2 separate regions of the Homo sapiens genome follow, and region 2 is linked to region 1. Evidence: read pairs that join two places in POLR2A ChIA-PET (ENCODE). Cell type or tissue: PC-9. All regions are shown on one strand.

What was found. ChIA-PET counts read pairs that join two places held together with the same protein. Peaks named below come from ENCODE experiments on the same cell type or tissue, not always from the same donor. Only the 100,000 strongest peaks of a DNase experiment are listed, where the experiment ranks them.
Region 2: POLR2A ChIA-PET joins it to region 1 with 20 read pairs; 2 of 35 experiments call an interaction of 5 or more read pairs at or near these places.

What each region holds. Positions count from the first base shown.
Region 1 is chr3:107,729,652-107,732,151 of GRCh38, reverse strand. All of the region lies in intron 6 of BBX (BBX high mobility group box domain containing), which reads right to left. Among named protein-coding and RNA genes, the nearest start is that of LINC00635, 150 kb to the left of the region's middle. In PC-9, no CTCF peak of the experiment used is centred here; no DNase peak of the experiment used is centred here.
Region 2 is chr3:107,877,488-107,879,987 of GRCh38, reverse strand. LINC00635 (long intergenic non-protein coding RNA 635) reads left to right here and starts at 1,920. Exons shown (of 8, transcript NR_024276.1): 1 at 1,920-2,086. In PC-9, no CTCF peak of the experiment used is centred here; no DNase peak of the experiment used is centred here.

The sequences.
Region 1 (2,500 bases):
AATGTCAGGAGTTTGAGGCTACAGTGAGCTAAGATCGCAACACTGCACCCCAGGCCTGGATGACAGAGTGGGACCCTGTCTCTAAAAAATTAAATGAACAAATAGAAAATAAATAAAAACAAAGAAGTTATCAAAGAAAAGGCACCTGTGTCCTGTAAGTCTATCTTGAATTAAAATTCAGAAGTGTAATGAAAGAACATATGTAAAAATGCCTAACTCGGCATCTCTCCTAGTACATATAAGGTCCTCAACGTATATTTAATTTCAGGAATCTACAATTGAAAATGAGGATCAGTCAAAATGTTGCACAAAGAAATTCAGTTGTTTCTTTTCTTTTTCGGGTTGAAGATATGTCCTTAAGTACATCTTTGTATACAACCTGTCTTAGGAACTCATAAAGCAACTTTGACTATATGTTATCGACAGTTTTAAAAAAAAAATTGCAAAAAAAGTTCTGAGGTAGTAAAAAAAAGGGGCAGGGGTTGGGGGAAGAGGTTATTAGAGGAAAAACTATGTTACCAAAAGATCAGGGGGTCAAAAAATAGCTCAACATTGGAAGGCAGCCACATAGGAAGACATACACAGAGAATACACAGACAAACAGTAGCTAATTTGATGAAACAAAGCTCTTTGGTATTGTTTTGAGACTCCAACTTCAACTAAATGCTAAGTTTAAGAAATACTATGGCTGTTGAAATAGATACTTAAATCTACTTAAAAATCAAGAGAGGGAAATGAATTTAGTAGAAAGTAAAAGTTTAGTTTGGTTCTTTCAAAGAGAAATACTTTTGCAGCTGTCATCCTAGAGATCAGGAGGATTGGATGATAGCTTTCTAAAGATAAAAATGTGTTAGTTCAAATTACAAAGTAAAATAGGAACATGATTACGTGATAATTTATATACCAATGTGACTTTGCAAGAAGTTTGCTGTATAGATACTAAAACATAGGCCAAGAAATTACCAATATCCTTTATATTAATTCATACTTACATAAAGTTATTTAGAACTATCAAAAACATATTGACATACATAGGATGCTTTCTTTAGTGCAATTAAATGAAAGGGCTTGCACTAAATTACAATCTACACAGCTTTCCCTTCTTGGATATCATACATTTGGTAATTTGGGGTTATTCAAAATTGCAAAATGTCATGTGACAAGGACTACTGGGCAAGCAAAACAAAAGAGATTCCATATTGAGGTAAACAATCTGGCATTTAGAGGCCCTCTATTATCTCCTAGATTCAGATGTCTAGGCACCAGGATTTAATTAAAGACAAATTAGTTCGCTTTCATCTTGTTGAAAAGGAACATACCTGGAAATATCAGATCAATGTTATCCACTATATGCAAGCCTATCAAGAGTTCTGAACATGGATTTGCAACATATAACCCAAGCCATTACATAATGAGATAAATGCAAGGAAGGTGTTTTCCTTCTTTCCTGTACTTTCTTTTGAGAACACTGATCTTAAATACCGATCTGTAAAGATCTTGTTTGAAGTGTGGGTTCGACTTTCAATTTGCAGGTAAAAGGCAGATTAATAAAGTGTCAGAAACGGTGCTTCAAAAAAGATATCTTTCATAGCTTTCTGCAGTTCACCTACAATTGTTATATGGTTTGTGAAGAGCAGATGTATGCAAAAAAAAAAAAAGCCAACAACAACAACAACAAACTACATACCCTGGATCTAGACTGAGAATTGGGAGAAAAAGCAATGGATGTTACATGATGACCAAAGAAAATCAGCTGGAAGTCAGTTATCTATATACTCTTTCTGGGTTCTGATAATAAGATATGTTAGAAAGTACTCCAACTGATATAACCTGGGAAGTCCAGAAAACTCACCAAGACTATCTAATAACAAATGATTTGAAGCTAAAATTGTACAAAATTGACAGCTAAAGCAAGGACAAATAACTATGTCTGATTCTTCTGGGACATGTAGAAGCATCATTTTGGGAGCTTACTTAGAATTACACTACAGACACCCACATAGCAATCACCTGAATCCTTTTTTCCGCCCTAGAATGCTGCCATTATGTTAGACTTCATTTTTTAGAGGCAGGGTGTTGCTCTGTCGCCCAGGATGGAGTGCAGTCGTGAGGTCACAGCTCACTGCAGCCTCGAACTCCTGGACTCAAGTGATCCTCCCATCTCAGCCTCCCAAGTAGCCAGGACTATAGGCACATGCCACCATACAGGACTGATTAAAATAATATTTTTTGTAGATTATATAGAATACTGCCACATACTTTACATGGTATGAATCACACACTGAATCATAAAGTCTCGTTAAATTTATTGGTTATTCAAAAAAAAAGTGTTATCACAGTATCACTCAACCTCTTTTCCCAACCTTTCCATATGCAAATAGTTCAATACTCTGCTTTGGAAGAAAATTTGCTTCTAATACCAAAATAGGAACCCTGTAGCTCAATTGCAACTTCACTGCCTTTCTCCTGCTCAATCTGCTAATTTCATCTGGCAAACTCA
Region 2 (2,500 bases), 150 kb before region 1:
CATTTCTCTTGGGAGTATTTACCCGAGAGAAATGAAGGCATATGCCACCCAAAAACCTGTACACAATTTTTTAGCAGTTTTATTTATTATTGCCAAGAACTGGAAATAACCCAAATGTTCATCAACTGTTGAATGACCAAGCAAAATGTGATGTAGCTATACTATGGAATACCTCTCAGCAATAAAAACGAACAAACAACCAATAGACACAACAACATCAATGAACTTCAAAAGCATCTTGCTCAGTGAAAGAAGCCAGGCTCAAAGGTTACATATTTTAGGATTCTACTTATATGGCATTCTGGAAAAGGTAAAACTAGAAGGACCAAAAACAGTTCAGTGTTGCCAGAGTCTAGGGGTGGAGGTAGGAGACTGACCACAAAGGGGTACAAGTAAACTTTTCGGAGTGATGAAAATATTCTGTATTTTGATTGGGTACTAGTTACATGATGGCACATATTCATCAAAACTCATAGAACTGTACACTTTAAAAGGGTGCATTTTACTCCACGTAAATTATACCTTAAAAACCTGACATTTTAAAAAATCACTGATGATATCATTATATATTGATTAAACATTTTAAAAACATCCTCATGAACAGTGTGCCTAGCACTCAGTGACATTAATGTTAGTTGTTGTTGTTGTTACCATTGACTAAGGTGACAAAAGTATAGAAAAACAAAAATAAATTAGAAATAGTTTCATTTATTATAGAACCAAGATTAGGATCTAGTCAATGTAAGGGTCCAAAACTTTCGTTGATTCTATAAATTCAATATTTTAATTTAATCAAGTAAAATGTCTTGTGTACAATGTTGCTAAACAGTAATAATCATTACAAATAGCAATTCTGTTAAACAGATGTAAGCTGAATAATTAGGGCTGTGTGTGATACCACCTCAGATGCCAGAGTGACAAAGCCTTTCAGGAGTTATCAGGCTGCTTTTCCACCTGTCAGATGTGCACATCTAGAAAATCAATTTTTATCAATGCACTCTGAGATGATAACGTTATAGGAGACTGATTTACGTTAACGAATCTTAGAAGGCACTGATGTATAAACCCGATGTACAATGTGTCACTCAACAGAATGATAACTGCCACTTGGGTCACCACAGTACTGTGCGCTGATGTGATCATCACATTTTTTCCTTGTGGGCAGGTTTAAAGGGGGAGCCGAGCATTAATCAGCTTCCTCGGTGGGCAGGGGGTCAGAATAAGGAAGAGAAGTTAGTGTTAGAGGACACACAACCCAGGTCATAGTAAAAGTTCCACAAATCATTCCTGTTCCCATAATTCACCAGATTCAATGTCTTTCTTTATTAAACAATGTGGTATAGAAACCAATATAATCTTGTTGGTAACTCTCTTTTATGTAGATTTCATGTTCCTCACTCTTTAGTCTTTCTGCAGATCTGGTACATTACCATTGAGAGAATCAGCTTTCATGATGACAGTCACTTCTGTTCCTTCCTTCCTGAGATTTTGCCTTTATTGAATTTGGTGTTCCCAAGTCTCCTCCAATGCACACTTAATAGATATCATCTGATGTTACTTCTACAGATAATCTCATCCTTTCATGGATTGCTTTTGCTAGTTTAACAATCAAAGAGTGTTTTGGTTGCCTATTGCCCCATAACAAACCACTCCCAAACTTGGTGGTGTAAAATACCACCAATCATTTTATTATTAACTCCCACAAGTTTGGGAAGTTGCCTGAGCTCACTTAGGCGGTATTCACTCAGAGTGTCTCACACACTTGCTGTCAGACAATGGTTGACACTCAAATATTCTGAATGCTTGATGCTCACGTGGCTGGCATGTGGGCTGGGACCACTCAAACAGCTGGAATTTGGAACTTCTAGGGACCCTAGGAATGCTTCTTTGTCTCTGTGTGGTCTCTTCAGCATAGCAACAGCAGCGTAGCTGAACATCTTACGGATGGCCCAGGGCTCCAAAGGCTCGTTTCCTAAGTGAGAGAGAGCCTGGCTGAAGCTGTATTACCATTCATTCTCCAGCCTCCGAAGTCTCAAAGCATCACTTCCACCATACTCTAACTGTCAAGACAAACACAAAGGCCCAGGTAGGTTCAAAAAGAGGGGGAGTAGGCTCTGCTTCTTGATGCAGATGTGGCCAGGTTCTGGAGGAGAATGTGGGACAGGAAATATTATTGCAGTTCTGGAAAACACAATCTGCCATGAAAGGCAATCTCAACTTTCAGTTATTAGAGGACTGAGGGTATTTTATTACATACTAGTCAGATGCCTATTTTCAGGAGCACTGAATACTAAATATACGGCCCCTCAGCCCTGTGAGGTAGAGTGAAAGTTACAGGAACGGCAAATGAATAAATGAAGACATCAAGATGATTTACAAATTCATAAATTTCCCACAAAATATAATATATATATAACATAATATATATATTGGGATCTCTGACTCTGATCTAAATAGACAAATGTTTTTCAAAATGATACTTTGATTTAGAAAGAAGAAT